Linked DNA regions of Homo sapiens: region 1 is linked to region 2. Evidence: chromatin loops called from intact Hi-C (ENCODE). Cell type or tissue: HCT116. All regions are shown on one strand. Links, peaks and the distances in the headings refer to the core of each region. The heading gives the core; the rest is flanking DNA.

What was found. A loop is a pair of places that touch in the nucleus more often than their neighbours do. Peaks named below come from ENCODE experiments on the same cell type or tissue, not always from the same donor. Only the 100,000 strongest peaks of a DNase experiment are listed, where the experiment ranks them.
Region 1: it touches region 2 in a loop (4-fold over the local background); 3 of 110 quality-filtered maps call a loop at or near these places.

Annotation. Positions count from the first base shown.
Region 1 is chr1:171,712,977-171,718,367 of GRCh38, reverse strand. All of the region lies in intron 4 of VAMP4 (vesicle associated membrane protein 4), which reads left to right. Among named protein-coding and RNA genes, the nearest start is that of VAMP4, 26 kb to the left of the region's middle. In HCT116, for the core only: a CTCF peak has its summit at 2,287; a DNase peak (open chromatin) is centred at 2,265.
Region 2 is chr1:171,078,186-171,083,576 of GRCh38, reverse strand. It overlaps the pseudogene LOC646804. Among named protein-coding and RNA genes, the nearest start is that of FMO3, 10 kb to the left of the region's middle. In HCT116, for the core only: a CTCF peak has its summit at 2,155 (motif pointing left); a DNase peak (open chromatin) is centred at 2,166.

The DNA of each region.
Region 1 (5,391 bases), core at 106-5,105, 630 kb before region 2:
TCAAGACCTAAGGAGGGATAATAGTCACTACCCTAAGCCTGGGTATAGATGGCACATTGTGGGAAGGGTTCTATAATGAAGTATCTAGTTATTGGTGAGATACTTGGGCTTTACTCAGGTAGCTGTTGGTGTGAAGAAATATTTCCATACTTAGCCTAATTCTAACTAATGGATTTTGAGATATGGAACCAAAGAACCAATAAATGATTACAGGTACTAGACTGGGTGTATTAGTTTTCTATTGCCATGTAACAAATTACCATAAACTTAGCAGCTTAAAACAACACACATTTATCATCTCACAGTTTCCTTGGGTCAGGAGTTCAGGCACTTCTTAGGTGAGCCTTTTGCTCAGGTTTAACAAGATGGCAATCAGGGTATCACCAGGTATGACCAACTCAGGAAGTTATCAGAATTTATTTCCTGCAGCTATAGATGTCATGGTGCTTCTTTGAGGCCAGTAGAAGAGAGAATCTGTACTGTTTCAAGTCTCTTATTTGACTAAAGATACAACAAGCCACTTTTAGATGCAATTTATTACTTATATAGTAAAAGGAAGAGTAGCCAAAGTTAGTAGCTCTCAGGGTCATTGTCCTGCACACCAAAAATAATGATACAGCTGGGTGCAGTGTTTCACGCCTGTAATCCCAGCACTTTGGGATTCTCCTTCAAAGGAGGATTGTTTGAAGCCAAAAGTTTTGAGACCAGCCTGAGCAACAAAGTGAAACCCCCTTCTCTTAAAAAAAAAAGGGGAGGTCAATGGCTGCAGTACAAATTGTGGGATACTCTATTGCAAAGGAGCTATTTCTAGGCTGTGGTTTTTATAGTCTGCACATAGAGCCTGCAGAAAGTTTATACCGCATCAGAACCTGGGAGGTGATAAGAAACTGCCTTATGATAGTCTCATAAGGGAAACAGGGAGGTGGATGGAAGAAGACCTCATGAGCCACTCATTCTCTCATGTTCCAGGGAGATCACAAGCATTCTACCAGGACTCAAATTAGCTGTAGTTCAAGCCTGTGTGGCATATGTGGATGCCAATGTGTAATGTCTGAACCATTCTCCTGCACTGAGCCAGAATGACTTCTTTATCCACTCACATGTTCTCTTTTGCCTAAGCTGCCACTGGAGAAGAGGCCTCCACTGATGACACACCTATTTTTTGTCCTGCCAGTATGCTCTGTTTCCTGTCTGATATCCTTCTGAAGAGTGAACCTAGTAAGGGATGTTGCCGATTGGGGTCTTTTGAGTATGATTTTCCAGCTGAATCCCCAAACCACCACCAGTTGTACAGAGTAGGCATTAAAGAATATATGTCTATGTTAATGAATGCCAAACATACACACATGAATTTGTATATTTATGTATTACACTATTAATATCACAATAACTTTGGTGATCACAGAATTTTAGAATAGTAAGGGATTGTTAAGTATAGCGTTTTTTACTCTAGAGCTGAAAGCTTGCTGGATTTAGTTAGAATAAGGTCGTTCATCAAGCATGCATTAAACCTTGATTAATGCTTATCTAAGCAGGGCATGACTCACCAGTGTGCCCAAGATGGAGGAGCACAACTTGCCACACAACTTACCCAATGACAAATCCCTGGCGTTATTTTAGTACCCAAAATTGCTAGCACTGGTCAGTTTCTTTACTTAAGCTGTTATCACCACTTAATTTATAACATTTCAATACAGAGTGTTTCCTACTGCATAGATTAGCAACATCATTGCTTTCTTTGAACTTCATTAGCCACATTTATTAGTGTTGATAACAGATTAATCCTACAAAAAATACTTGACATCACTTCTTAGGAAAGACTCTTTTTGAGGACAATTTTTAAATATTCATATGTCTACATAAAATTTATGCTTCTCTTTGGAATGTTTCCTTTGCTTTTTAAATTTTGTTTTGTTTTTAAAGAGAGTTTGTTCAAACATAAATTATGAGGATGGACCACCTGGAAATACCAGCTCCAAAGGAATGGAGTCAGCATTCCAGAGTAGAGAAGTTAAGGTTTCATTTATATAAGCAGACAGGAACTTTTAGCAGGATTACATTTCCTTTGCCTTTAAATTAAACAATAGCATTATAAATGCCACTGTAGTGAATTGTAGACATTCTGTGTTAGGAGTAGGGAATCTCCCAATTATAGTCTTGGTCAGACCAGCTTAACTTTTATGAGATTCCCTCCCCGACACCCCAGGGAATGTTCCATGGTGTAACAGCAATATATATGTAGTTGCAAAAATACAGCTTAACTTTAAAACTTCTTTTGTCAGCAGTACCTTAAAAGACCAGAAGATGGGGATATTAACTATGAAAATAAATATTTTCTTTCAGGGATTTTTGCTTTGTTTGTTTTTTGAAACAGGGTTTTGCTCCATCACCCAGGCTAGAGTGCAGTGGCACAGTCACAGCTCACTGCAGCCTCAAAATCCTGGGCTCAATTGATCCTTCCACCTCAGCTCCTGAGTAACTGGAAACTTCAGGCACGTGCCACCATGCTTGGCTAATTTCTTATAGAGACGGGGTTTCCCTATGTTGCCCAGACTGGTCTCAAACTCCTGGACTCAAGGGATCCTCCCACTTCAGTCTCCCAGAATGCTAGGATTGCAGGTGTGAGCCACTGCACCTGGCCAGTGTTTTCTTTATAAAATAAGGGGTGCGTATTGCAGAGCATGAATTTGTTTCTTAATCGAAGGGCACTGACATTTATCAAGTATGTGCTATGTGTTGGGCACTATGCTAAGTGTTTGAATAACACTATCTCATTTAATTCTCACAAGTAAAGTAGAGATTATCAGCTGCATTTTAAAGGTGAGAAAATGTTAGGCTAAAACAGGCTTCCAAGGTGAATTCCAAAGTCACATACGTAGTAAGGGATAAAGTTGTATTGCAAACCCAGGTTTGTCTGAATACAGAACCCAGGGGCTCTACATTATACCATACAGCTTCTCTGTTGGTAATTAGAATAGAGCCATTTCAGAAATACAGGTGCCGTCAGACTCTAAGAGGATTTAAAACAGTATTGGAAATGTCTTTTCCTCATTGTGTTCTCTCTCATGTCTTTTATTATCTTATATGAATAGCCTTTAACTGGCCATGATATAAAAATCTCCACCCTTCCTTCAGAAACTAGCTTTTCCTTTGCGTTCTTAATTTTTTATTTTAGTTAATAGCCATCGTCTACTACCAGTTAATTGCTCAAATTATAAATCTAGGAGTTGTCTACTCTTTTCCCAATTCCTTCACCCACATCCAGTTAATCTCCTAGTTCTTAAAATATTACCTCCTCTGACATATATTTCCTTATCCTAGAACTTTCTCACCATCCACTGCCTCTTTTACTCTGCCTGATTAACTCTTGACTCCTCAAAACTCAGCACAGGGGTCTTGATGTCATCTCTGGTCCAGGCTGAATTCATCAAGGCTACATGACTGATACTATGGGCTTCCTTCTATTATATCCCTTAACACATGGTAGTATATGGATATCAGTTTTCCCTACTGGAGTATAATCTTTCTAAATACCAGGCTCATAACCTTCATGATGATAACCTTGATGAATAGCATAATAATAACTTTTTTTTTCTTAGACACAGGTTCTCACTCTTGTCACCCAGGCTGGAGTGCAGTGGTATAGTCTTGGCTCACTGTAGCCTCCACCTCCCGGAGGAGGATCCTCCCACCTCAGCTTCCTGAGCAGCTGAGACTACAGGTGCACACCACCATGCTCGGCTAATTTTTGTATTTTTTGTAGAGACAGGGTTTTGCCATGTTGGCGAGTCTGGTCTCAAACTCCTGGGCTCAAGCGATCCTCCTGCCTCAGCCTCCCAAAGTGCTGGGATTACAGCCCTGAGCCACCACACCTAGCCATAACTTTTTAATGTTTTTTGAATGAATGATATATTTAATTCAGATTTGAAAATATTTGTTAAATGCTTACTTTGTACCAGCCACATTTCACTTGACCTGGGAAATTAAAGAATAAGTGGGTTAGTCTCTGTTTTTAAGGCATTTATAGTATAACAATGGGGACAAGACCAATGTGAAATACAAATAGAAATCAAAGGACTATAACTATTGTGAAAATGTAAAAGATCATGGGGAAGTATGTTATCACTTGCTTTGTAAACCAAACTATCTCCATATTAAAGTAAATAAGCAGATCATTTTCTTTCTTCTACAAAAATTGTGTTCTGGGTAGGGAAACATCCTGAAACACAAAAACAATCATGAGATTTTACATCATTGAGTGAAGGTTACATAGTAGCTGGATTCAGAGTGTTACACCAGCAGATAATTAATGTGTGAAGGACAAAGCAGCAATAACTCACTAATAGTGTAGCAGAAAAATTAAAATATTTGCGGTTTCCATTATCAATAGTGATTTATTACATGTGTGCCATGTTGTTGAGGGAATACTTGTAGGTTTATGATACTCTAGTAAGAATCTAGAATTTTATTGGTTCTGTCCCAATTAATCTGCCTATATCCATGGAATCTTATCCTTAAAGGGTTATGTTTTTTTTCCTTTGAGACAGATCTCTATTGCTAAGGCTGAAGTGCAGTGGTGCAATCACAGTTCACTGCACCTTAACCTCCTGGGCTCAAGGAAATCTCCCACCGCAGCCTCCCAAGTGGCTAGGACCACAGGCACATGCCACCATAACCAGCTTATTTTTAAATTTTTTTGTAAAGACAAGGGCTCACTCTGTTGCCTAGCCTGGTCTCAAACTCCCAGGCTCAGGGGATCCTTCCACCTTGGCCTCCCAAAGTGTTGAGATTACAGGCATGAACCACCAGGCCTGGCCTTTAAAGAGATTCTGGGACCATAATTATTTTATTAGCTTTTTGTTTTCATTTTAAAAGTATATATAATGTCTACGGCCATACCACCCTGAATGCGCCCGATCTCGTCTAAGAGTACGTATAGTATACATATATTAATATCCATAATAGCTATAATCTGATCGTGTATAGGAGCCTTAGTACATTTTATTCATTCCCTTCCTGCTATAGCACCCTACTTTAAGCCATTAATTATCGTCACTTGCATATGACAAAAAAAAAAAGCTGGCTGGGAATTTCAAAATTGATCCTTGATGAACAGTAGCTTTGCTTTTGTTTGTAGTTAAATGGAGGGCTCTACAGTCACTGCTTTATATCTCCTCCTCAAGTAGCTGGATATGCTTTATAGGATTTATACTCAAACTGTTCATTTATTTAGCAAATATTTATTGAATGGCCACTCTGCCCCATGCACCACTATAGGTACTGGACTTACAAAAGTGAACAAAATAGGCAAGGTCACTGCATTCATTGAGCTTACCTTCTAGTGGGGAGAGGCAGAAAATAAGCATGTAAATAAGTAAATAGGTACAATTA
Region 2 (5,391 bases), core at 239-5,238:
CAACAAGCCTCTCCTCTTCAGCTCAGGCCGGATTCAGATTCTCACCCTGCAAGTGCTTTGTTCTTCGCTACCCTCTCCACTCTAGTGCCAGACAGCCGTCATGGATACTTGCACACCACCTCTCCTGGGCTCGGCCATGTTGGAGAAAAGCAGCATATATTTGTTTATAGGAGACCTAGTATATTTGTAAGCTAGTTTTGTTGGCTTGACCTCTGAGGTGCTGGAAGAGATTCAAATGTTCTTTGATCTTTTCGCCAGAGAACAGCAGCAAAAAACTTGTTCAAGCACATAACTTAGTATTTTCTCTTGTGATGAAAATTAAAGTTGTTATATAATCTCTATTATATAGTAAAATGATTTTTTTCTCAGGAATTACATCAACTCAAAGAAGTCTCTGTTTACTTTGACATCTGAACTTTCACTTTATCCGCTAGTTATAATTCCTTGGTTATCATTATCATTACATAAATTTTTCTTTCTGAAAATGGATGATAGTTCTTACAGAGTGTAGGAGTCATGTCTTGTAGTCTAACTTGGATTTTCCTCAGCACGATGCCCTATGCATACATAGTTGATCACAAAATTATTTACTGAATGGTCAGAAGTTTTAAAAATGAGCCCTATTTTAGAATAGGAAGCCTAGTACAGAGGAGAAGACTATGATTTTTAATAGTTTCTCTACAGTTAAGTCCACTTAAATTCATAAAACATTGACAAATACTGTTTTACTGCTTTTCATTGACCTTTACCCTATTGGTAACATTAACCAGTATATCTTTGCTAGGGATTATGACCAGATCTGGAAAAAAAAAGATAACAAAACTATTTTCTTTTCAAGCAGAGACCTCATATTCCTGGCAAATAAATCGACCTTGACAATAAAACACAGGCATTAAACTATTGGATGAATGAATAAGGAGTAGAAAAAATTTATGTGTAACCTTCACAATGAAACTTGCAATTACCAGAAAATAATCTTGTTGGTCCTTTTAGTGGGCACCAAACCAATGAATTATTCATAAAATTCATACATGAACAGAACATCCAGTTTAAAACCTACCTAATGCCAAAGTTGACAACTTCCTCAATACTAAGAGCCAGGAATAAGACTAAGGTATGCTTGTGGGTAACACGATGGGACTTAACACGTGGGCAACGGATAAGGCAGGAGAGAAAATGAAGACAGAGAAAAGTCAAAGGAAAATAATTTAGCATCAGGCAGACCTAATTTGAAACTCAACCTCCAGTGTGTATCAGCTGCATAAACTTGAGAAAGTTATTTCCTTTCTTAAATTTGCTTTTTAAAAAAATCTGTAAAATAGGCATACTGCAAAAGGTGGTCACAGGAATAAATTAGCTGATGAATATGAAACAGCAAGGTTCTACTTGGCAGAGAGTATTTTTGCACACAGGCTCATTTAGTGGCAAAGCACGATCTCCCTGGAAGAAAGCACAGCTGGTAAGAAAAATATTGGCACAAAAATATACACTTCTGTTTCGGAGAAGCTTTTGTAGGTTAAAGCAGTATGTCTCGCAGCTTTTAGCAGAGGTAAGCACAGCAGCTCTAGAAAATAAAAGATGAATTACTTAAAGTGGACTTTGTTCGTCACTTAAACTGAAGCTAAACCAAATCTGTATTGCCCTGAAACATGCTTGAGAGCAATGGTTCTTAAATAGCGAACGGCAAGCTGACGTGAATGGATTACAAATCAAAATGAAACAGATTACCAGGCCTCATCCTGAGCCTACTGGGTCAAAAATGAAGGGTGAAGCCTAGAAAGGAGTCACTTCCCCTGAAACACTCTCCCCATCTACCACCACTCAAAGAAAGCAAACAACTTCCCTCACCATGAGAATTGCTGAGTTTACAAATGAAGAGAGCCCAGTGTGCAAACTAGACCAAATTATACTAGATTTGGTACCCTTGATCACATGGGCTAGGAGTTCAGACTACACTGGTCAATTCCTCAACAAGGAGTAACTGGACATTTATATCAGCATCCTGCTTCATGTTTTTTACAGCAATGCTACTTATATTTATGATTAACTTAGCTATAGTGAAGGCCATCTGGTTTTTATTCCAGAGTGTGTGTTTGAGATACTCTTAAAAACCTGTGTGACTTGCATGGAGTTTAGAATTTAAAAGTTGCTTCTGCCACCTACTGGATGTTTGACCTTAGGTAAATTATTTAATCTTTCTGAGCTTCAATTTTCTGTTTCATAAAATGAAGATATTAATAGGATTGTGTTATAGTAGTAAATTCCTACATTAAATGAATCCTTTCTATTACACTCAGGATCCAGAAATCTCAAATAGATAAAACTCAGGGAAACAACATCATTTATATAATGCTGATTAACGAAGCTTGTTTCCATCTAGAAATGCAATAATCTATAAAGCCACTTTGTACAGAACTTGTCATAAAATAGGTTCTCAGAAATGCCAGTTTTTTTTCTCTCTCTCCCTAACTTATGGCCACTTTTTATATACTACCTTGCTTGTTGTTTTGCATTGCATTATTATGATCTCTTGTGTTATTACTTAATTTTCTATGCATGTCTTGTTTTTTCAATTGCCTTTTAAACTCTTTGAAGAAAGCGAATACATCTTACATTCATGGTACTATTCCTAATGCCAAGCATGGAGCATTCCTAGTGCCAATCACAAAAAAAGTGCTCAATAAAAATTTCAATTGATTTAGGGTAGAAATACTAAAAGATTGATGAAGAGAAGAGATGGGAGTTTGTGGTGAGCAGAGTTAATATATGAGATACAGAGTAGCACTAATGCCAGGGATGTTTAGTCTCTCCCCACAGTTGGGTTTTGGCTTCTGTGACATCCCATCTTCATTACTCAAACTTTGTTTATATAATGCTTTGAATATATATATATATATTTTGAATGTGTATTTGAAAAGAATTTATATAATGAAAATATTTTTAAGTGATACATATTTGAAGCTATAAGTGAGCTACAGAGATTAGACCTAGGGTGTGTAGACTGGCAGATACCTCTCAATATCCCCCAGCAATTGAGTGCCATAAAAGTATATAAGGGAGCTGAATCAAATACCTTATTTCAGAAATAGAGGGAGACCATGACTCTGATAAGAATTCGTTTATGAAACTGGATTGTAAAGAATAAGTAGACTTATGTCTAAGAATTTTAATTTTTGAAATGTCTTTTTGTTTTAGTCAGACTACCACTACAGATAGCTGAAAAGTTAAAAAAAAAAATCAGATAAGTATACATAATGCTTGGTTAGTATTTCCATTTTCTGGCCTTCTCTGGTTCTCACATCTCTGGTCCTAACTCATTTCTGGGATATCGAAATAAAACTTCTCTCCAACCATAATTGTTGACTTTCTAACTTATAAGAATAAATGGTAGACCTGATCCAGATATTCCATTGGGAGTTTAGAGTCTAGAACTGTGCTACTCTTTATTATTTAACAATGTGCCAGTTAAAGATATCACCCCAATGAAAAAGAATAGTTATAATAAATTTCAAATTAGAGACATATTAATATAGTTGACTGAATACTAGAAGTTAGAGTTGAAAGACTTAACTCTCCCCACTAACTATTTTGCTAATCATGAACAAGTCACTTGGAATCCCTAGACTTCAGGTTCCTCATCAATTTCAATGTGCCTCAGGCTATTGTTGTAAGAATAAAATAAGATATCACACGTAAGGTATTTAAAATGGAAAGGCACTAGGGACAGTGTGGTGGTATTAGCCTGAGGAATCTGCATGTGGGGTCCTGGGATTGCTCTGTGACAGGTGTGGAAGAGCCATTTGAGATATTTTTTCTGGGTTTTTAATACTCTTTGACAGGGCTGTAGCCTTGAAAATAAACACTGAATATGTACAAGTTGAAGAGAAATGAATAGAAAGAACTTTCAGGATGAAAAAGAATCAATAAAAAATGTGAACATCTAAGGGATTTTTTTTTATTATTATACTTTAAGTTTTAGGGTACATGTGCACAATGTGCAGGTTAGTTACATATGTATACATATGCCATGCTGGTGCGCTGCACCCACTAACTCGTCATCTAGCATTAGGTATATCTCCCAATGCTATCCCTCCCCCCTCCCCCCACCCCACAACAGTCCCCAGAGTGTGATGTTCCCCTTCCTGTGTCCATGTGTTCTCATTGTTCAATTCCCACCTATGAGTGAGAATATGCGGTGTTTGGTTTTTTGTTCTTGCGATAGTTTACTGAGAATGATGATTTTCAATTTCATCCATGTCCCTACAAAGGACATGAACTCATCATTTTTTATGGCTGCATAGTATTCCATGGTGTATATGTGCCACATTTTCTTAATCCAGTCTATCATTGTTGGACATTTGGGTTGGTTCCAAGTCTTTGCTATTGCGAATAGTGCTGCAATAAACATACGTGTGCATGTGTCTTTATAGCAGCATGATTTATAGTCCTTTGGGTATATACCCAGTAATGGGATGGCTGGGTCAAATGGTATTTCTAGTTCTAGATCCCTGAGGAATCGCCACACTGACTTCCACAATGGTTGAACTAGTTTACAGTCCCACCAACAGTGTAAAAGTGTTCCTATTTCTCCACATCCTCTCCAGCACCTGTTGTTTCCTGACTTTTTAATGACTGCCATTCTAACTGGTATGAGATGATATCTCATTGTGGTTTTGATTTGCATTTCTCTGATGGCCAGTGATGGTGAGCATTTTTTCATGTGTTTTTTGGCTGCATAAATGTCTTCTTTTGAGAACTGTCTGCTCATGTCCTTCACCCACTTTTTGATGGGGTTGTTTGTTTTTTTCTTGTAAATTTGTTTGAGTTCATTGTAGATTCTAGATATTAGCCCTTTGTCAGATGAGTAGGTTGCGAAAATTTTCTCCCATTTTATGGGTTGCCTGTTCACTCTGATGGTAGTTTCTTTTGCTGTGCAGAAGCTCTTTAGTTTAATTAGATCCCATTTGTCAATTTTGGCTTTGGTTGCCATTGCTTTTGGTGTTTTGGACATGAAATCCTTGCCTGTGCCTATGTCCTGAATGGTAATGCCTAGGTTTTCTTCTAGGGTTTGTATGGTTTTAGGTCTAATGTTTAAGTCTTTAATCCATCTTGAATTAATTTTTGTAAAAGGTGTAAGGAAGGGATCCAGTTTCAGCTTTCTACATATGGCTAGCCAGTTTTCCCAGCACCATTTATTAAATAGGGAATCCTTTCCCCATTGCTTGTTTTTCTCAGGTTTGTCAAAGATCAGATAGTTGTAGATATGTGGCGTTATTTCTGGGGGCTCTGTTCTGTTCCATTGATCTATATGTCTGTTTTGGTACCAGTACCATGCTGTTTTGGTTACTGTAGCCTTGTAGTATAGTTTGAAGTCAGGTAGCATGATGCCTC